Regions from separate parts of the Homo sapiens genome. Here region 2 is linked to region 1. A link is a loop called in an ENCODE intact Hi-C map of the cell type or tissue named here. Cell type or tissue: ovary. All regions are shown on one strand. Each heading gives the region's core, and the rest is flanking DNA. Links, peaks and the distances in the headings are about the cores only. Region 1 overlaps STARD13 (StAR related lipid transfer domain containing 13). Region 2 has its middle 13 kb from the start of LINC02344.

Region 1 (11,923 bases), core at 2,210-10,209:
TCCAGGGCCCGCACACCCTGTTGCCATCAACCATACCCCTGTCCACCCTCTCCCAGCCTAGTAGATGTGGTGGTGAATGGGAAGGGAGAGTTTTCATAGTACAGTGTGCCTTGATGGTAAGTTTTTTCACAGAGATGATTCCTCTCTTCTTACTACAAAGGCCATACCTACTGAGGCTGCTAGAGACAGAAAAAAATCAGACTGAACCAGAGTGAGCCCCAAAATGCCTGTTCCTCCCCAACAAACAAGGGTTGTGCATAAAGAGATTTCCATCCTTAACTTCATTTCTGCCACACTCCCTCCAGGGCAGGGAGGGGACGGCTCATGGCAAAGGCACAAACCCTTGCTTGCAACTGTGCAGGGAAGAGACCTCCAGGAGTTCTATCTACTCTGAGTTGAGGAGCTAACACTAATTACTGGCCCTTCTGCTCATGTTCCCCAAACTGACACATATCATGATGGTCTACAGGTAGTATAAGACTCTTCATAAGCACTAAAGAAAGAGCACATGTATGCAGGTCAATTTTTATATCAAGTATAAATAAAAAGCATAAATATACATACATAAGTTGATTATCTTCATCTGACCACTTTCCAAATGTGTTCATTAATGAAGCCTACTGAAATACTAAAGGAGCCAAGTATACACTCAACAATAACAAAGGATTCATCTTCAAAATGAATTTTCAAATTTGGCTTCGTGGCGTCCCAAATTCTGAACATGCCTTGAACCTGTCACCAGCCCTGGGCTGTGACCACTCTGATGTGCAGATTTTTACAGGCATGGGAACTAAGAAATGATCCTGGGTCAATGATGTGCATTTCATTACCTGCACCCTCACTGGCTCGGCCTTCCTGAGAGGGCTCCTGCTGGCCCTGGTGACTAAGAGGCTGCTCCTCCAGCCCTACAGTCAGCAGTGTTGCCATTGTGTCCGCCTCACTTCCTCCCCTCTTGCAAATGATCACCAGGTACCCAGGCCCCACAGTTTTCACTTGTTCTATTATTTACTCCTGTTCCTTCAGAACCCATCAGCACATTGACAGTTCAGCAGCTAGCAAACTATTCATCCCAAGTCCACAATGCAGCACATTTTCTTCTCTTTAAAATTTTTTTGAAACATCTGCTTTTGTTTCCATGGTAATCATAGGGGTATTTTTTTCTTAATAGAACTTTGAACTGCTTTTAAATTCTGAATGAATACTGCTTTGCATTTAACAAACCAGAATCAGTTCAAAATGACTGCAAAAAACCTTCCTAGTCAAGCTTAAACGAGACAAGCATGTTAACAAACAAGATGGCAGAAACAAAAATGTTGACTCATTGCTGCTAACCCCATCTGTAGGTGATGAGCAGGACTGATGAAGATTTCAATAAAGTATAATTTGTTTATATATTAAATTTTTAAAGTTGAAAGTAAATAGACAAGTTTCTGTATTTGAACCACAATGTTTGCAGTGGAAATAAAGAATAATTTAATCTTTATGCCAGATCTCGAAGGTAGTCCTTACAGACTCACTATATACAGATACAAAAGCTACAAAATAACACAAAGTTTCTTATCAAGAAGATAGGCAGAGCAAATGAAGCTCTAACCAAAACAGGAAAAGTTTTCAGACATAAAATTAACATATTCAGTTGTTAAACTTGTTGATTGGAAGAGATCATGACTATATAATTAAGGATGTTCAATTAAGGCCATTTGACATATAGAACTGGAAAAAAGGTGCAAAGTCTGACCTGAAGATGTAGATCTGGGAATTATCCATGTAAATTTGGTGATAAGACCATGAATGGGAACTAAATCTTGGGAAACACAGAGCTGGGCAGAGGAATAAGAGCTGCTACCAAGGACATCAGTAAAAATAGTCAAGAGAAGCAGAGAAATGAGATACCAGTGAGGTCAAGGCAAGAAGACAAGTAGAAGGGGTCAGCAACTTTGCAAGACTTTTTCTCATTTGATCCCACATGTACTGAATGCCAAGCATGGTATATAAAAGTGTACCTATATCTATACCTATATCTTTACCTATCTATCTAGGGAATATAGAGGGAATATGAATGACATCACAGCAGCTGCCTTGGAGCCCTGGAGCCTGAAGACATTTGAGATGGATACACCTAAGGAGAGGAGGAGAAGGTGGCAGGCAGATTTGAAAAAAATGTGGATTACCATTAAAAAAGGATTTGTAAGCAATTTCAGAAATATAATCTCCAAGCCTCAGGAATTATTTTACCCTTACTTTTTAAGAACTGGTATTATTATACTCATAATGAGAGTCATAAATTATGAACAAGAAGAAGGTTGGTTATTATTATTTGTTTAGTATTACCAGCCTTTTCAATTCCACACAAGAGGGTAACAGAAACAAAGCTGTGAGGATACCTTGCAGTTTGAACATTTCTGGGAATTTGCATTTAACAAGGAAAGATCATCACTGTAAATATATTTTCAATTTGTAACAGCTGAGACTCATAAATGGAGATTATATGACACATAACAAGTGACAGGTTATCAGCATGTGTTGGCAAGAGCCCTTTGGCTATTAAAAGATAATTAAAACTCACTATAATCTTCCAGCTGCTTCATTTAGTCATTTTGTTTTATATGAATGTGATAAGGCTCTGATGCATTTTAAATGGACAGCTCCCCTTTATCAGCTTCTTGGGTTAAGCCAGTGAGAGTCCCCTCATTTGCAAATCTCCTTCTAGCTACACAATTTACACAAAGCATCTTCCTCTGGCTTGATCGTCAATGATTCTGGTTGCCATGGAGAATTGGGGGTCATCTTTTATCTGGCGTAGTTAAAGCAAGCAATTGCCCACCCATATTATGTGATTGGAGTGAATGCTTCCATAACCATTTTCCTAAAAAAATAGATGTGCTAGAGAGCAGTTGTTCTATGTTCTCAATAGAAGAAGAGCAAAAAAGAACAGGTTTCAACTGGATTTCGATTCAACTTAGAAATAGTTTAATGGCTATGAAGACCAGAAACACACAAGACACCATGCAATCGTCAATGCTGGAGATTAGGAAGAAAGAAAAAAAAAAAAGAGTGGCCTTTTCAGTGTGTATTGTTTGCACGCTCTCTAGCTGGAAGGCACGCAGATGGATTACAAAACATTTCAGGCTATTTCTAAATGCAGAGTAGTGGAATATTTCCGAGAACCATTCTTGCAATTATTTTCAATTAAATCTTTATGTGTAGTTTTTCTTACACAAGGACTTAATAGAGCCACAAACCCTTTTATGGTCAGGCTGATTTGGAGAAGGATAACAGGGATCAGTGCAATGGAATTCTGCAATGCATGCTCAACTCTGGAGCCACAGTGACCTATCTAGGCCTTTGCTTCCATACAGAAAACAAGGTTTCTCCTTAATTTGCTCTTCCTAGAACAGACCATGCTCTCTCACTGTGCTTGACTACAGCACATGAGATCTTTCTCCTATAAGTGTCTTTCTGTTCTTCAAGTGTTGTGCCATACTGTTGGAAAACAACATCTTTCTGTTCTATCTTTGCTGGGCTGTCTCTTTCAAAAGTCAACAGGAACATTGCCTAATCTTGGAAGCCTTCCCTAAGCATTTAGTATGGATTCTGGAGCTCCCCTTGGATCCTGCACTAATGCCTACCCTTGTACTTCTGTCCTGTACTATCATTACCTCTCTACCTCCCTCCCTTCCTCCCCTGCCCCCACTAGAATGGAAGCTCCTGGAGGGTGGGGCCCACATCTTGTCTTGCCCAGCATCTAACAGTTGCTGAATAAATGTTGAATGAATAAATGCAGGAATGGATGAGAAAAATTATCTTTTGAGAAACAAACTTGTGAGATTGTTACAGTCCTTGTTTTCATAGGGACTGACAGTATCTTCTTTCTGAGATTTTGGTAGAAATTAAAAATTAATAGAGAAGCATATATCAGTAAGGAGGATATTGGGCAAGAATGTGCACAGGAATAAAAAGGACCTCTTCAAAATGGGACTCTCAGCAATGCCTCCACTCTTAAACTTCACACTGGCTTTGGTGTCAGTTCCCATGATCTGATGCAATCTCAACCCTGGGTAGAGGATGCTTCCTTTCTTTTGACATTGCCAGACTCCATCACATCTACATAGTTGTCATGCAAAGAGAGCACTGAAAGTGGTTTGTGCATTCTTATTAGGTCTCAAAAGATCAAGAGCAAAGGAATCCTCTGTTTATGGTTCAGTTGGGCCTAGGAAATCGCCAAAAAGTGACAATACGCTTGCTTGAGTTTAAAAATCATTACCAATATTCCAAATTTAACCTGAACTGAAAGCAAATTAAAAGCTCAACTTATATCTATTTATGCAGGCACTTCCTAGGCAATGATGACCTTCCATATTAATATGGTTTGGCTGTATCCCTACCCAAATCTCATCTTGAACTGTAGCTCCTATAATTCCCACATGTCATGGGAGGGACCTGCTACTCAGGAAGCTAAGGCAGGATAATGCTCGAACTCAGGAGGTGGAAGTTGCAGTGAGCCGAGATCGTGCCACTGCACTCCAGCCTGGGTAAGAAAGTGAGATTCCATCTCCAAAAAAAAAAAAAAAAAAAAAAATTAGACAGTTAAAATATCTCCTATAATTACCTCATAACAATCCTTTGAGGTGGGAAGGATTAGTCTAATTTCTACAAAGAACCTGAGGCAGCATGGGGTTAGATAACTGGTCCATGGTCAAACATCTAGGCCTGGTGGAGCCTGGGTTTTAACCCAGGTCTTTCTAACTTTCCAGCTAGTGTTCTTCATGATTACATCACAGTACCTCCCACATAGTTAAAACATACAAAGGATTTCAAATATTCATTTGCCATAGATTCAAAACCTTATCGTAGCATCTTTCGCACTTATTTGCAATGAAAGAGAAAGGGGTGGATTTCCAGCTGGTGGTCTGGGAGCTGTGCTCGCTGCAGCTCACAGTGGGCAGCCATTGCCAACGCTGCTTCAACAGTGGAGGCAGGTCTATTTCTGTTTCATCTTACTGCCCTCTACATTTTACGGGGGAGGTCATCAAATCTGAAGCCCCAGGAAGTGTAAACATCCACTTTTGTCTGTTACTGTGAACAAAGGTTCAAAATTGTGACTTCAAAGCATGGCAGACACTTTCCTAAGACAGAGCCTGGACACTGTCCAAGCTCAGGGCTCACTCAGCCCTTTGAACAGCTGTTACCCAATCCGTTCATTCAGAGCCTTTCATGTACATGTTTTGTACATCAACTAATATCTAGATATTGCGACTTCTTTTATCTACATTTGAAACCAAAATTTACCTTACCAAAACATTTACATAAAAGAATTCATAAGTTTGACTTTGAAACTCTCTGTAGTGTAATATCTTAATAAACAGGATTTTTTTCCCTTGAAAACGTAAGTGTTTCTGAATAAATGGAGAATCAGAATTTTCAGGAAATCTGATAAGTTCAAGAAGAGTTAACACTTATTCCTCTGAACTCCTAAGCCACGTCCTTCCCGTCTTCATTAGAGGGCATTCCTGGTGTAATTATTTAGATTCATGCCTGTCTTCTCTCCAAGTCCCTATAGGGCAATAACTATGATCTAGTCATCTCTCAATTTACAATCTTCAAAGAAGACTCTGGTACACAGAAGACATTTAAGAGACATTTGTTAAAAGATTGAACAAAGGAATGAATTCATTTGTATCTATCTAGGGATCCTTATTTTTATTTAGCTCAATGGTTCTCATCTGCAGGGATTTTTGCTCCCCTGAGAACACAGGGCAATGTCTGGAGACATGTTTGGTTTTCACAACTTGTGGGTTAGATCTCTTCTGGTATCCAGAGGTAAAAACTATGGATGCCTCTTAGCATCCCACAATGCATAGGACAGTCCCCACAAAAAACAATTACCTGGCCCCCAAATGTCGATAGTGGGGAGATTGAGAACCCCAATTTAGATAGAGAGTAACTACAAAAATTCCATACACAGACAAGAGATCTCAGAAATAAGCCAGCGCTCCTTTTAGAGAAAATGCAGTGGCACCCACTCATATCATTTATAGAAACTATTTCACGGAAACATAAACCAAATTGGAGATCCCAGGTGGTCATTTTCATCTCACAGCTCATTTTTGTTCTCCCGGCATAAGCCTCAACTAGATAACATCTTTGGACTTTCAGAGGTCAGCATTTATATGCTGACCCCATAGCCCAGAATAACCCAAAGAACGAGACTTTCATTCAATAACAGTGGCATTATTTTTTATTGTGGGTCATGGCTCATAATACGCAATTCAGCTAAAAGGGAAAGATACAAAACATTTGAGATGACTGGCAGGAGAAAACTCTAAAAATTCTCCAGCACAAAAGGGGATTAAAATGTCACAGGAAATTTTTTTCTTGAAAATGGAAGGGCTTATGAATGCTTCATTCTTTCCAGAACAGTTAAAACACTGTATGCACGGGTTGCTTGGGTTCGGAAGGCAGGGCAGCCCATTCCTTTTGTTCTGTTGCTCAACCCTAGAAGGCTTTCCCTGGTGAACTCGGGCCCACGAGCAGTGAGAAGTTAGGAGGAGGAAGATGCTTCATCTAAATGAACAATCTGGATTGTGTTCATCCTCCCTCTTAGAAGTGAAGAGAGACTGCCTTAAGCTGAGAAGCAAAACAGACTAAGCGGGCAAAGCCAAGTCTTTCACTGGAGATAACATTTGCCTGATATTTTAACTGTCATCTATTACCTGAAGACTCATTTATCCAAGGCCGAATGAAGCCAGCTCTTGCACTGACATGGAATTCAAAGTGATGAATAGGTCTATCAGCAAGGATGACTCACAGTGAGACATTCTGCATCAGGTGGCATGAATCAGGTGTCAATGGGAAGCTGGGCCCCGTCTGCCTGCCTCGGTCCTGCCTCTGCTAGAGGCTCCGTCCTGTTACTCTCCAGCCACCAGCCAGTGGGGGGACCTCGCACAGAGGTGGCAGCCCTGTGCTGCAGCTGCACTTTTCAGCCTGCCTGTTAGATATGATGGGGGCTCTAAGGGGATAATGAGTGTTTCTTTCCTGACAATCTGCAGATGATTCGAACTTTCTGGGGTTTAAATTAATTTCCTGTTTGGCATGTTTGCAGGAGGAGAAAACAATTATCTCCAAAATTACAAGTAATTAGCTGTTTGCTTATTGTTGTGGGATAAGATCTTACTTCCCTCCCACACCACACCCAGAACCCCCCCCCCCACACACACACACAACACACACACACACACACACACACACACCCTGTACTCTAGTTTTTCAGTTGTTATTTACAAGTCTCGATCTGGGAGGTTAGAGTCCAGTTCCCACCCAGGCCTTACCGAAATCTTCACTCTGCTCATGTAAGCCCTGCCCCTGGATCCTAATGAGTAAAGAAAACTGCAGGAGCACAATGTCCATCCCAGTGACTTCTGCTTATTAGATGGGTGTGGTGGATGCCCAGAATTCCAGGAAAGCAAGAATACCCACTCCCCACTCCAAGTCCTCTCTCTACAGGCAGGTGGCAAGGCCAGCTCAAGTACCATAGGAAATAAAGACATGAGACCGAAGATCTCAAGATGAGAGTCTACATTCTGGCTCATCACTTACTAGTCGTAGAATCTTAAGCAAGTCACTCAGCTTCTCTGAACCCCAGTTTCCTCATTTTATTAGAAGGATTATAAAACCCCCTGTAAAGTAGCGTTTCTCAACAGTGGCACTATTTTGGGCCACATAATTCTTTGGTGTGGGGGAGCATCCTGTACATTACAGGAAGTTCAGCAGCATCACTGGCCTCTGCCCACTAGATGCCAGCAGCACCCACCCCCTAGTTGTGATCATCAACAGTATCTCCAGATATTACCAAATGTTCCCTGGAGGGCAAAATTGTACCTGCTTGCAAGCCTCTGCTGTAAAGGAGCCCCCTCTCCTTTAAATGTTTAATAAAACATCACCCAGAAACTTTAATTCTACCTCCCAAGGATTCAGGAGCAGCAAAGTAAACAGCTACAAATGAAATGAGAGAACTTTTGGTGGAAAACCAGGTTTGGGATAAAATTGAGTACCAATTGGCCTTGCTTAGAGATTCTGGATTTTGTTTTAATCTTGGGAAGGGAGTGGGAGTATGTTCTTCTTTCCTGTTTCACGGGGTTTGTAGGGGCTTAAATGAGCCTAATGTATTTGAAACTGCACAGAATGATGCCTGCAACTATTCACACAGTCACAACCAAAGAATTGGTGCAATGCAGCTGGCATACATGGAATGTCACCCGAGCACTCTCTTCATGTTGGGGACAAAAGAACATCGCGTGATGATTCTAGTTGGAGCATTCAGTCAAATGAATCAGTTAGGTGCCAGCCACATGCCAGAAAAAATGACAGGAACCCAGCATTACTGAATGTGTCAAACATATATTTTTTTAATCTACAAATTATTTGACACTCCTCCGATTGAATAATGGGTCTGCTCTTCTTGAACCTGAGCAGACCTTTATGGCTATGTTGACTAATAGAATACAGAAAAAGTGAAGAGGCAACTTCCAAGACTAGATCATAAAAAGTCACACACCTTGCCTTGCTCACTCTTGGGATGCAGTCTCCATGTGGGGAAGAAGGAAGCCTGGGCAACCACATGGACACATGTAGATGCACCAGCTGCCAGTCTCACTGAGGTCCTGACCGAGAGGCAGCATCCACTGCCAGTCATGCAAGTGCCCAAGGCTTCGGATGTTCCTGGAGCCCAGTCACTGAGCCAGGCATAGCCCGCAGGTCTTGCCAGCCTATGTCACAGTCATCAAAGAACAGAGACAAGCCATTTCCACCGTGTCTTTTCCAAACTCCTGACCCACAGAATCCATGAGCATAATAACATGGTTGTTTAATACCACTAAGTTTGGGACAGTTTGTTACATAGCAACAGTCATGGATCACACTTCCATGGAGCTCAACCACTAATTGCCCAAACAATGTGCTCCCTGAGGAACTTGGGTCCTGTTGGTTTAGCTCAGCTGGTGGTAATGTCAGAAACAGCCAGGGAATGAGTCTGCCATTGGCATGGAGAGGCAATTAGGGTCACGTATTTCATCAGCAGAGTCTAGAGGTCTTTCTTGACACATAGAAGGGTTGCAGAGGTTATGACCTCTTCCATGCCACCCATGAACAGAATGGCTTGATCAGCAGGAAAGAGAGAATTGCATTGACATATAAATACGGGACAAGAACACTAAGTGGGAGCCTTCAAAGAAGAAGGCTCCTTTGAGAAGCCTGGAAACTTCCGGAGCTGGTTACTGGGTCAGGAGCAGCCTATTCTAGAGAACAACCTGGCATTGACTCAGAGGCTGGGCAGTGGCCTCTAGTTCTTGCATGCTGGGAGAAGTTACGGGAATGGGTGTGACCATGACCTGCCAAGCAGAGAGTCTTTGCTGACTCAACATAACCTCTGCCCATCTTGACCCCTAGAGACAACCCGTCTTGATGAAGAGAAATAAAAGTGGCCTGGATTTGAGGGAAATAGTGAAACATTGCTTTCCAAACAGGAGTCAAGAGACTAGAGTGTGCTGAGAGAATAGCAGAATGTGTGCAGGGGTGCTAATGAGCACAGAGATCATTCAGGATCATTTGCGCATTTTCAGAGTAAGCCAGTTCTCCGAGGTGGCTTCTTCCTCCTTGAAGCACACAAACTCTGTTTCCTGAAGCTTCCTTACTCATCTCATTTAATTTGGATTTAACCTGCAGCTAGAGATTCAGAATCTGAACTACAATTCAGGTGGAGAAGTTAAACTCTATATTAATAGCTCTTATAAAATACTCTATGAGTATTTTTTATTCAGTATCAGTGGGGCAGCTGCCTGAGGCAAATATGTGCAATTTCCTACTTCATTAAATATTTAAACATCTTTACTTCTGGAAGAGTTCACATTTGAAAATCTCCTTCTTGCTAAGATGCTGACAGACCACTTAGGAATTTGGTGTAAACAATATGAACAGGTGTCCTATAGGGACATTTGTTTATTGAGTTTCTTTACAAATTAATCTTGGGGTTTACAGCTATTTCAGACAACTTGTACCAATTTAACTAGTGTTTTGGTTTATTCACATTTCTAAAATCAGGCACTAAATTATGTTGTATTTGGGCAAATTTTACTCTAAGAATTATAAAATATGAAATAGTTCAAGCAACTATAATGTTAGCAGTTTAAAATTCAAATCTCCTTGCCACTCATATTAAATTCATTTAATGTTCGTAGTTTATTGTATTTATCCCTTTTCAATACATTTTTAGTCATGCCAAAAGCAGGAAGAAAATGTATATGATTCCAGTGAAATTTCTGTTGTAAGGTGACCCAGACTTTACTGAGTAAGAATTACTGATGACACAAATCACTGAAGAGGTGTCTTGAAGTAGAATAAAAATCTCAAGCAGAAGGTACAGTAATAAATTCAAATTAATGGGTTCTTATCATGGGGAGTGGGGAGAGAACATGAAGAGATACATTAGGAATTGTAAACATAAAAATTTTATAAGGCATGTAAACATTGTCCATCCCGAAAAGTTATGGAGCTATCTCTTGTATTTATAATTTCTTTATCACCATAGTTAAGATCCTCATCCCTCATGGTATTTTTCTGAGTAGTCACTGTAACTGCAGCAGCAGCAGAAGCAACAACCACTCTAAGGAGAAGCCTGGAGCTGTGGCAGAACACAGACAGCAATAGACAGCCTTGGGTTCACCTCCTGGCTCCGCTAGTTATTTGGGTTTAACTGGAACAAGTGACTTTAACCTCTCTGGGTTTTCGTTTCTTAATCTTTAAAATGGGAACATCAATGGTACTTCCTCTTCTGAGGATTACATGACATAATTATTGATCATGTTTAGGCAGGGCCTGCATAAAATACATGCTCAACCACGATGACTATATCTTTACATTCAGTCTGGCCACTTCAAACCCATGTTTATCTATTCATCTTTCTAGGCTGCTCTTTTTGTCCTATTTCTGCTCTACTTAAAAGCCCTCAGGAGCTCCCTATTACCTATCAAATAAATTTCAAACTCACTGCAGTCTGGCCTCAAACTTTTTTGCCAACCTTATCATCTGTATTTCCTATAACCTCCACATGTCACTGAATTTGGACTACATTCTAAATTGCTCAAGTCATACTTTTCCACTCATTCTGTTGCCCTGCTTAGGACAACTCTGCGATTTTGCCCGGTGGAAATACAGCTTCTTCCCATGGCTCAGGCCCAGTGGTCTCCCCTCTTTACCTTACCACTCTGTTGCCTACACATACTTCTAAGTGCCTGTTTTGATAGCCTGTCAGTCACTAAGCCATACGCTCCCTTGAATTGTCAATATTTATGACAGTTTATATGTCTTATCACACTTACTTATAATCTCCTTGAAGGCAGTGATCATGTTTTATATAATTTTTGCATCATACACAATCCCAGAAAAGATCTTGCACACAATCGGCTTTGAACAAATATTTGTTGAGATATTGACTAGGCTAGGTTCTCCAATAGAAGAGCTGATGCGGAAAAAGTGGTCTCTGTTTCTGAAATGTAGTCTCTCTTAAATATTTGTGATAAGTTACTGCTATGTTACTAAAGTTGAATTCATGAGAAATTTACCACTATCTTATCATAATCCTTCCAGGTGGAACACAAACTCGAGTGCAGCAGTGTCAGCACACAGCTAAACTCTCCGTAGAGGGTGGGCCCTGGTTTTTCAAGGACAGCACACTTTCACAAAAGGGAGAGGGTTCCCTGTTCCCAGACTGGACCACCTATTCAAATTTGAAGGAAGACACATAAAAGGGCAAAAACTGATGAAGTCATAACCTCATGATTCCCCAGACAGCTAACAAGAAATCCTCCCTCAATCTCCCAGTAAAGACAGGCATGGACACTTTCTGACCAAGGGATAGAAGCTGAAGCAA
Region 2 (11,923 bases), core at 2,622-10,621, 61 kb after region 1:
CTATCCAAGAACCAGCATTTTGGGAGCAGTGGTTGATGCTCCCAAAATGTTATAAATTTACCTTTAAGGTGCGCACAGGGGTTACTGTGTTGTCGTGCATTCTACTTACCAAGTGGTTCTTCTAGCTGGTAAATTCTAAAACTCAGATCTATGGAAGCATTGAGCTCTGATAATAAAATGGAAATCACTGTCGTGATGTACAATTTATCTTTTAAAGATTACATAAAGATCACATTTACTTTAGCATGGTTTATAAGGGTCTTCAGACTCTACCTTCTGCCTTCCTCTCCAACCTAATCTTCTCTAATTCTCTTCAGGCAGCCTTCTGACACACCTGTTATCTCTCACATGTGGTTTCCTCTATCAGAAATATGCCTTCACTTCTTCTTTACCAAAAAAACTTCCATTCAGCCTTCAAAACACAGAAATGACTCCTCCTGTTTTGTGAAGTGTTCCCAGTCATCTGGTTACAAAGCCTATGGATTCATCTATAATAAGCAATGTAGAAATAAGCAATCTTGGTTCTGATTAGTAAATAAATAAATTTAGTAATATAAGATTTCCACTTTGTAGTGTGACTATCACATGCCAGAAGCTGTCCCAGGATAGGTTATTCGTTATCTATAATCTTCATGGCAATGTTGTGTGATTGGTATTATAATCTCTATTTTATAAATGTGGGAAAATAAGGCCCAGAGACTCAGGAAGTGATTTGCCTGCTGTCACACAGCAAGTAGGTGATATTGCTAGGAGCTGAACTCAAAGCTTGTGCTCTTTCCAAGCTATTGTGCTGCCTCTGAATTCGATCTCCAATTATATGCTTTAATAATATTTCTTGAGCATGTACTACAGCACCTTGCTAGGACTTATCCACTGCATTCATTTCTTCATCTCCCTCTCTATCCTGAACCCCGTTCATCAGGCATTTGTCCCCACCGTTCATCAGGCATTTGTCCCCACCACTCCTGTGCAACCACATTCATCAAGGGTGCCAGTGACATCTGTCTTGACAAACTCATGATAATTTCTTGGCCATTTTCTTTCTCGACCTCTCAGAAGTTTTTTGACACTTGTGATCAGTCTCTCCTTCCTGAAATTTTGTCTTCAGTTGTCTTCTGGGATATCAGGCTTTCCTGATTTTCCTGCCATCTCAGTCTCCTTTGAGACATTCTTCCCTTGCTGACCTCTGAGGTGGTGGTGCCTCAGGGCTCATTCCCTGTCCTCCTCTCTTCTCTGTATATACTCATTTACTGGGTGATCTCATACATTCCTGACTTTAAACACTAAATATATCCTGGTCATTCTAAAAATCCCATCTCTCATCTGAACTCCAGACTTGTATCCACCTGAATCTCTAATATGTCCCAAAGAGAACTCTGTGCCCATCCAACCCAACATGCTCTTTGCCAGGCTTCTCCAACTCATTTAATAGCATCTTCATTCAGCCAGTTTCTTAAACTAAATCTTTAAGAGTCATCCAACAATGAAGCATCCTACAATCAACACCTGATGGTCTTCCCTTCAAATGCACTCCAATCACACCATGTCTCATTACTTCCTGTTTCAAGCACTATTCTCTCACCTACTGACTACTGCAGCAGCCCTGCTTTCATTCTTGCCCTCTACTGTCAATTCTCCACTTTCTCTTTGTCTGGAACACTCATCCCCCTGATCTAAGAGGCCAATTACCTCCTTTCATCTAGATCTCTCCTCAAATATCACCATCCTTGAGAAGTCTTCCTCAATATCTTATCTATAAGAACCCTACACTCACTTTCTATTTTGTAAAATCTGCTTGATTTTTCTTCTCATATACTTATCTGTACTTGATACTATGTTATATATTTATTGATTTATTTGCTTATTATCTGTGTCCCCAGGACAAAGTAAACTCTATGAGAGCACGGACTTTGTCTATTCAATTTATTTTAGCTTTTTTAAGCACTCCGTAAGTTTTTCCAGAATGAATGGATGGACGGATGGATGAATAAATGAATGAATAAATCTCAGTAATTTTGTCAAATATTTTTATACATTATCCTATTCAATCCTCACAATAAACCAGTTCCCAAGAACTAACTTGCTCAAGGTCACGCAGTTAGTAAGTAATGGAGTCAAGATTTGGATCTATGTTGGTCAGACTCAAAAGTCTTTCAACCACATTGGCATCAATTAGAGGTTTACAATTAAGGCTAGTGTCCAATCTATTGGGAGGTAATACGATCTAGCCCTCTGCCTTCAGCAAGATATTTTACACCTTAAATTATGCTACCAAAAAGTAGTATCACCCTCAGTTTATAGATGAAACAACAGAGACATTTTTATGATCTACTCAGTTTTAAAAGCAATACAACAAACTTACAATTGACTCACTCATTCTGACTCACAGAGAATACGTATTTATTTTAATATAAGAATGAATGTGTCAACAGGATACCAAGAAAATTCAGTGAAGAAAGAACAGTCTTTTCAGCAAACGGTTTTGGGGCAATTAGATATCCACATGCAAAAGAATGAAGTTAAACCCCTACCTTATAGCATATACACAAATAAACTCAAAATGAATCAAAGCCCTAAGTGTAAGAGTTAAAGCTATAAAACTCTTAGAAGAAAACATTCATGACCTTGGATTAGATGTCATTTTTTAGAAATGACATGTAAAGCAATAAGCAATCAAAGAAAAATAGATTAATTGGAATTCATTAAAATTAAAAACTTGAACTTTAAAGAACACTGCCAAGGAACTGAAGAGACAACCCACAGAATGGGAAAAAATACTTGCAAATCATGTATCTGATAAGAGTCTAGTATCCAGAAATAAAAAGAACTCTTAAAAATCAATGATAAAAAGACAAAAAAAAAGTAAGAATGGTCAGAGATTTGAATATACATCTTCCCAAAGAAGATATACAAATGCACATGAAAAGATGCTCAATATCATTAGTCATTAAGAGTATGCATGTCAAAACCACGATGAGATACCATTTCACAATGACTAGGATAATTACAATAAAAAAGTTGGACAATAACAAGTGTTGATTAGGAGTAGAGAAATTTGAACCTGTTGCTGGCAGGAATGTAAAATGGTGCAACCACTTTGGAAAACCATTTGGCAGTTCCTCAAGAAGTTAGACACAGAGTTACCAATGACCAAGCAATTCCACTCATAGATCTACACCCAAGAAAATTAAAAACATTTGTTTATAGAAAAATTGTATGTGAATGCTCACAGCATTATTCATCGTAGCTAAAATGTGAAGACAACCCAAATGTCCATCTACTGATAAACAGATAAACAAAATGTAGAATATCCATACAATGGAATATTATTCAGTAATAAAAAGGAATGAAGTACTGATGCATGTTACAATATGGATGGACCTTGAAAACATGCTAAGTGAAAGATGCCAGACACCAAAGGCCACCTATTTTATGATTCTATGTATATGAAATGTGCAGAAGAGATGAATTCACAGAGACAGAAAGTTGCTAACTGTTGGAGGGAGGGGAAATACAGCATAATTGCAAATAGGCATGGGTTGCTTTCTGCGGTGATAAAAATATTCTGGAATTAAATAGTGATGATGGTTGCACAAATTTGTGAATATACTAAAAACTACTGAAGTGTGCATTTTATAAGGGTGTATTTTATGTGAATTTTATCTAAAAATTTATTTTAAAATGAATGTGATTTTAACAGTAAGTTAAATTATCTCCTGTAAAGCTAGAGAAGTTACACAGTGGAATGGGACAAGCACTGAATCAGGAGACCTGCCACATCCCTGTTACCAAGATCTCTGTCTTGGTGTGGGTCAATCATTTATCCTGTCCAGTCGTTAGTGAGGTCTTGGCAAAATAAGGGGTTGGACTCATAGATTATCTCTAAGGCACCTTTAGTTTCATAGCTCAATATTTATAAGCCTGGACAAAAACTTAAAACTTGGATAAAACCCTAAAAGGAACCAGATGCATACTTGTGTACTCCTTGCTGTATTTTGGATATAGATGAGGCTCTATAGCATGATACGGAACCATACCATCCAAGTTCAAAGCCCTGCTTGGCTGCTTGCTAAATGCCTGCTCTTAGACAAGTTATTTCACCTCATTCCATCTCAACATCCTCCTCTGTAAACTTGGATAATAGGATTGCCTACTGTTGTAAATGTTAAGTGAGTTTGTGTATTGAAAGCACTAATTATAGAGTACACTCATAAAGGATGAAAACAAAGCAAAGGTGATCACAGCCTTTGGCTACTGCTAGAATGAATGTCTAGATTGCAGATAGAGATGTGTTTTGTCACTTTTGCAAATGTTATTTCTCCTGCTCCTTACAGAAAGTCTAAAGGTAGCTATTTAACAGGAGAATACAGAGTTGGAACTATTGAGTGACTTGAGCCAGGAGCTGAGGGCTGTCCAGCTCAAACTCTAGGGCCCTTTTCTTCCTTCCCAGAGACCACACTCCAGGATTCCAGGGGACTGTTCTGACATCAAGGCATTGCAGGGTCTCTAGGAGTAGTATGTGGAGGGATTAGCTAACTAGCATAAGAAAATGGTTTGGAAATTTGATAGGATTAGCTATGTAGTATGTATTATGTGGAGGGATTAGCTAGCTAGCTAACTAGCATGGAAAATGGCATTTGAAATTCTTCTGAAGATGACTCCTATGTTTTCAGTCCTCCTCTCAGGTGTACTCAGATGATTTTTTCAGAACCTGCAATTTTTCAAAATATACTTAGATTATATACCTTATGTATATTTCTCTAAATCATATTTCTACCCACAGATATTTTTTAAATGAATAAAAAAAGATTGGCCAGGTATGGTATCTTGCACTGGTACTCCCAGCTACACTGGATACTGAGGAGGGGAGGACTGCTTGAGGCCAGGAATCTGAGACCAGCTTGGGCAACACAGGGAGACCCCATCTCTAGAAAACAAACAAAATCAACTTCCGATGTGTACCATTCTAAATGGAAAACTATATTGACACATTTTCAGTAGAAGTTGTCATACCCTCCCTCTATGCAAGTAAACACAAGCTCGTTCTTTCACTATTAACATATCATTGAAGGTTAGCCATGAGTTCTGGATGTATATTAATAATTTCTAGATTTCAGAGACTATTATAAGTCACACAGTCAACTTTATGGAGATCATTCAATATTGTATGTTTAAAATAACATTGAATGTATTGTATTTGCTAGAAATAACATTATTATTGCTTAAAACTGACTGAATATTTCTGAGACAGATTTGTCGCCCCCTTTGTTCTTTTGTAGACAGCATTCCCTCCACCTAGTAAACCTGATTTCTGTAATTTCTATTAATGAATAATAATAATAAATAGGCCAGGTGTGGTGGCTTACCTGAGGTAACCCCAGCACTTTAGGAGGCCAAGGCCGGTGGATCACCTGAGGTCAGGAGTTTGAGACCTGCCTGACCAACATGGTGAAACCCCGTCTCTACTAAAAATACAAAAATTAGCCAGACATGGTGGTAGGTGTTTGTAATCCCAGCTACTCAGAAGGCTGAGGCACGAGAATCGCTTGAACCTGGGAGACGGAGGTTGCAGTCAGCTGAGATCATGCCACTGCACTCCAGCCAGAGCAACAGAGAGACTCCGTCTCAGGGAAAAAAAAAAAAAGGCAATAAATAATAAAAGCCAACACTTTAAGCACTGACTCTGTGCCATCATTGTTCTCTTACATATATTATCTTATTTAATACTCATTCAAAAATGATTATTAACTCCATTTTATAGATGAGAAAACTGAGGTCGAGTGGTGAAGTATCTTGCCTAAAGCCACAGAGCTAGGAGGTGGTAGCATCAAAGAACGGGGCTTTCCTGCTCTCTGGATCTTATTGCTGAACATCAGTCCACATTGCTTATTTCTCTCTCCACCCAAGCCCAAATTCATCTCCTCTGAGAAGAGTTCCATAAGTGATCCTTGCTCATAGGAGTTTTTCTTCTCTATTCTTTCAGCACTTACACACTCAGTTTGCAGAGCATTCATGCGTAATTTTTGGAAAATTTTGTTACTTTTTCAGTGTTATCAAGAATGCATAATTTGTGCATCAGGCTAAGGCTAAACTAAAAATCAGAGTCTGCGTCCTCTAATTTTTTTGAATTCTTCTGCTATGACTTGTGAGTAAAACAATGTTCTGAATAAAGTAGTGTTCAGCAGATACTATCAATTCACAGCTCATTAATCACAGTGTTGAGATTCGCATATATGTAACTGCTAACAAGTATTATAGCTCATTTCCAAATCGATTTCATTTACCAATGTTATATACTGCAACTACTCACCCTCGTATCTAATACCTTCAGTTATACAACTTTTCAAATCTGATGATGACAACAAGAATGGCTTGGATGTCCTCAGAACGTACACGATGTACAAATAAACAGCCCAAAGTCTTACTAACATGAGCCTTCCAAACAATGCAATCAGTAAATCTTGTCCTACAGGCTCAAGGAGCTCTCTGTTTTCACTGTCGTTTGTACCGTTCTCCACGCAGTTTAGCTGAGAAGTTAAATCCAGCATAAGTACATTAAAAAATGTATCTGATATTTTCATTTCCTAACAAATGAAGCAGAAATTATATTTTGCAAGTAGGAAAGGCATGTTTTCTCCAAATGAAACTTAAAATCTTACATCTGCTCATAAAAATGTTGAACATCTGAAAATATGAACAAATGCTGGAGTTGCAGGAATGACCTAACAGCTGTTGCACGCGCAGTGACGTAAAAAGCTGCAGACGCATTATTCAGCTATTCAGAAATAGGATCTGGAAAGCATTCTATTTTGGTACACAGCAAAAATTTATTTTTCTCTTGATAAGCCAGGACTTCAGAAGTTAAAAAGAAGAGACTGCTATCTTTAAAAACCTAAGTCGATATTTGCTACAATCATGCAATCTAGTTCTCCTTTCTACCAATTTAAACTAATAGTCCAGTTTTTGAAAGATACACAACCTAAACAATGTCCCTGTGGATGTTGAATTAATTAAAATTGGCAGGGCATTATGAACAAGCAGTAGTATAATTTTCTTGGGAGAAATTTTTAAAAACACTCTTTTTTCTTTTTTATAGGCATCTAAACATGGAGATAGAGACATAGGTAAGAACTGTAACAGAATAAGAGAAGAAATTTGAAATCTCCATATTTTTTCCTCCGGCCAGAAAATGAGTAGCAACAACCAGAGCCACCATGCTGGGCAGCACAGGTTGTAATGTGACGAGGCCCCTACCAGGGTTGTGCCACACTGTGTTAACAGTGCCTGCCAGCCTGGCTCCCACTGATTCTCTGAGCTCCAGCCATATTAGGTGCCTCCAATCCCTGCTCTAGTCCAAGTGCTTGCCTGATTCTGAGCCTTTGCATATGCTGTTCCCACTGCCTTGTACGCCCTTCCTAACCCTTTCTCCTATGGAATTTACACTACCCTCCAGAACTCAGCTCAAACGCTATTCCTCAAGGAAGCATTCTCTAACCTACAGATGCTGTTAGCCTCCCTGCTATACTCTGATCGCACCCTTCTCCCACTCAGCCCTTCCCACAACTGTAATTAAATAATTACATGGGCAATTTGTCACATAAGTGTGATCTACCCCCTAGACGGCAGGCAAGTTTTATGAGAGTTGTTTTTCAGCTGAATTCCCAGCACCCAGCAAAGTGACTTGCCCAAAAAAGACACTCAATGTAACGGTACATACATGGTACTTAGCTTCTCATTTTACTACCTCAAACAAAGCACTGTCTCTGATCTTCTGCTTTCCCATTTTTCTATACTTTAAACTTGATTCTCTGGCCTTCAATTAACTTAATGCCAGAAGAAAATGGATTCTGGCAGAAAACATAGCCAGAAATATGCATCATGCTCTTAAAAGACCACTTGGCTCCACAAAATGGCTCAGGTAAGAAACGCCAACTTGCTCCTTGGTCCAGTCTAATTTCTATTCTGGTGTTATTCCCTTTTGGTCTGGTTTCACAGTCTCTACTGAGGGAAACAAAAACACGAAACACACCGTCAGGATCTTGCGCTCCTCTTGGGGATTTCATAAGGCTATTTCCACAGCTGATTATCACTCTGACTTTGGGCAGGGAGAGGTTAAGAAAAAAAATGCAATATTCTGCAACAGCTGAAATAATTCTCTGCCAAAGCCTGGTTTTAAATTCAAAGTATGTTTTCTCTGTATGTAGAAGGCAGTAAAAGGTCTAAAGTTATAATGTGACATATAAATTTAGCACTCTAAGATGCAAAAACAGAGCAGATATTTTTATGCACTACTCATAATAATAATTACTATTGACTCTAAAGTAAGCAAATCCATATTTGTTTTCAAGTTAAGTGTGTTACTTGAGAATATTCGAAAACATTTGCTAAGGGGTGTGAACGGTGCAGACTCTCATCAAAATCCATCTGTCTGAATCTATTAACTGGCATTTCCCCAGCTGGGGCATTCCTCAAGTCCTACATAACAAAAGCTCCTTATGCCAGGAGTGAGGGCTGATACTGAACTTAGAAACTGGATTTATTTTATCCAGAATTAAAAGTTCTAAATGGATTTTGTAATCGTGTATCTTTAGGACCCAACTCTATCAAACACAAAACCAACAGCTGATGTCAAATAGAAAATTAGAGTTTGAGCTTCAAAGTCAAGGTAGCTATCACTGCTTTTCTATTTTAAAAAACAATTTGAAAATACTCATGTAAATTATTCAGGGTAAGGGGTGTTTAGCGTTTCATGTCTTTTCTATCCCCCCAATGGACTTCATTGCTTTCTGTTTTTCACTCAATGTTAATGAAGAGATGTTATCTTCAATTTTTAGCATTTGTATGTTTTTGAAGGACTATAATATTTAGATTATCCCAAATCAAGAAAACCACTTTCATCATCTATAAAAAGACTGCATGTGTTTTCTGAGTACATGGAAGGCCGCAACAAATGCCTGCAGATTGATTGTGATATGTTGGTCTTCCACATCCTTGTCAAGTTTATCCCTAACACCTTCCTTTCTGAAAATGGGTGCTGCTCCTCCAGACTGTACCGGAAATGTCATTTCTATTGCCCTGTGTTTACAAATCCTGGAATCTCTATTTTACTGCCACTCATCTTTTCTCTTTCATGTATATCAAAAGTATATATGCTATATTGTGCATGTGTGCATATATATATATATAAATAATCTTTTGAGGACGTAAACTGAAAAGCTTCAGAACCTACACATCAAAAAGTTTGTCACAGTTTGCTTGTTTATCACAGGCAGCTTGTCATTTTCCCCCCAAATCCTCACTGGCACAACGGTGTTTTTAGTGTAGCCAACACTACTTCCTACTGATGCTGAGTAAGTGAAGGCTCAGTTTAACTCTTCTCTAGCCTTCATCAAATCCTAAAATGGCTGGCATGTGAGGCCTCAGTAGCTCCAAAAGGAAACAGGATGAGGGCCTTTCTCAGATACTCTGCTTCCTGTTATCAACCAACAGTTCTGCCCACCAATATCTCCTGATTATTCTATACACAGAGAGGAAAAAAATGAATAAAGAAAATTCAAAATGAACATAAAGTCTTGGTATAACCTAGGATTTTGAGTCCTTTTCTTCACAAAACCTTTTTATCTGAGGTACTTTAAAGAATTTTTTTTTATCCCCTTCCCTTTGGTCCTATTATGGGCTGAATAAAACTATCCAAATGTTACACTCCAAAGGCGAAGAAAAGATTTTTTTCAAAAAGAGTAAAAAAATGCATACACTGCATCCCCAAATCACCTTAGAAAGTCATCTTGAGTCCTGTGAAGCCCAACATTGTCTCTGTTACTAAGAAGCAGAAAAGTGGCCGGGCGCGGTGGCTCACGCCTGTAATCCCAGCACTTGGGGAGGCCGAGGCGGACGGATCACGAGGTCAGGAGATCGAGACCATCCTGGCTAACATGGTAAAACCCCGTCTCTACAAAAAATTAGCCGGGCATGGTGGCGGGCGCCTGTAGTCCCAGCTACTTGGGAGACTGAGGCAGGAGAATGGCGTGAACCCGGGAGGCGGAGCTTGCAGTGAGCCGAAATAGCGCCACTGCACTCCAGCCTGGGCGACAGAGCGAGACTCCGTTTAAAAAAAAAAAAAAAAAAAAAAAGAGCAGAAAAGTGAAGCTGAAAGAATATATAATTCATCAACCGGTGAAACGTGCAGAGGTGATTTATCCCCATCTCCCTCTCTCTCTCCTCCAGAAACACAAGCACTGCACTTCAGTGGAGTTAAAAATCAGCGCTTCCTTTCAGAACAACTGTAAAAATCACAGGATGTAGAGAATCATTTTAAATAGGTAGCACAAATAAACAGGAAATCCCCTCTTCCCCACCTGGCCTTCCTCACCCACTCCCTATGCTAGGAAAGCCCTAAAGAGATTTATCAGCCAGAGATTTCTGCCAGAGCTGTTTTCACTTAGTTAAACACCACTTTTGTGCACTAGAGTTTTACAAAGAGGCCATTAAGGTAAGAAGCTAAATTTGAAATGAAATTTTCTTTTAGTGTACGTCAATAAAGTAATGTAAACCAAACACAATACCCTATGTACTAAGTTCCCTGTTTAAAACTATTGTCTTTGGTTTCTTCCTGTACTCCGACATTAAGGGGAGAAAAAGGAAACTGTATTCAGAGCATCTGCTGAGTGATATAATGGTGTTTTCGAAGTGGGGTTCACACATCAACAGCCTCACAATTCCCTGAAATGGTTCTTAAAAATGCAGGTTCCTGGACCCCCATCTGTTCAATCTGATTTTCTGACAGGTGGACCCCAAATTATGTATACTGAAAAACACCTCAAAGTGATTCTTTTGTATTAAAACTTGGGAATTAATAAAATGACTGCTTCTAATGCTTTCACATAGGTTATCTTATGTATTAGGTTAAGAATATATCTCACCTCAGTTCTAGTAATCCATTCACACTCAAGTGGTGCTCTTATAATTTGTTGTAGATGTTTATCCCCCTTTAAGCAGCAAAAACCATGCTGTTCTTCCATCTTGGACACTTCACGGTCACATGCCTGAGCCACGTGACTTTGTTCAAGTTCCTAAGCCTGTGTGAACTGTGGTTGTATGCTATGAAAACTGAGCATAATTCTGACCTTCTAGGACTGTTTTATGTATTAATTTCAATCACAAGTGTGCCTGGCACATGGTTAGCACTCAAAAAGCTGTATTTTAATTTCCCTTGAGAAAAATGGTGCACCTAAGAAATAGTTGTACATTTATCCACAATTAGTGCTTCAATCTTAGAATACCACACTAGAAATGTGATGATAAACCAATGTTACCATTTAAAATATACATGTAATACCTACATATCTTCTGTCTCCATTAAATAAGTTCTCTTGAGAGACGATATTCATTTTTTAAATGCTGGCCAGCTTGAAATATTTTCCAAATGCTATTTTGAGTACACTTTAGACGTATGTGATTATTATATTTGGTAATTTTTATTTTGCATTTATATTTACTTTTTTTTAAAATTTTTAGAGACAGGGACTCACTGTCACCCAGGCTGGAGTGCAGTGGCACAATCATAGCTCACTGCAGCCTCAAACTCCTGGGGTCAAGCGATCCTTCTGCCTCAGCTTCCCAAGTAGCTGGGACTACAGGCATGGGCCACCACATCTGGCTAATTTATTAAATTTTTTGTAGAGATGGGGTCTTGCTATGTTGCCCAGGTTGGTCTTGAACTCCTGGCCTCAAGGGATCCTCTGGGTTCAGCCTCCGATAGCACTGGGATTACAGGCATGAGCCATTGTGCTGGTCCCTTTGGTGATTTTTATAATCAGTATTATTTTTTATCATTGTAAGTAAATAAGTATAATTTAAAAAGAGGGTGAAATTTGTCCTTTCAAATACATGGTAAAGGTGCTACATTTATGCACTTTGAAAATGG

What was found. Hi-C counts contacts between places; a loop is a spot of excess contacts. Peaks named below come from ENCODE experiments on the same cell type or tissue, not always from the same donor. Only the 100,000 strongest peaks of a DNase experiment are listed, where the experiment ranks them.
Region 2: a loop joins it to region 1, with 35 times the contacts of the local background. A loop is called at or near these places in 2 of 110 quality-filtered maps.

The regions. Positions count from the first base shown.
Region 1 is chr13:33,255,441-33,267,363 of GRCh38, forward strand. The region is part of intron 1 of STARD13 (StAR related lipid transfer domain containing 13); the gene reads right to left. Among named protein-coding and RNA genes, the nearest start is that of STARD13-AS, 16 kb to the right of the region's middle. RefSeq lists an enhancer at 4,946-5,446. In ovary, for the core only: no CTCF peak of the experiment used is centred there; a DNase peak (open chromatin) is centred at 6,478.
Region 2 is chr13:33,315,877-33,327,799 of GRCh38, forward strand. It overlaps a transcript of STARD13 not described here. Among named protein-coding and RNA genes, the nearest start is that of LINC02344, 13 kb to the right of the region's middle. In ovary, for the core only: no CTCF peak of the experiment used is centred there; a DNase peak (open chromatin) is centred at 6,745; H3K4me3 peaks cover 551 bases.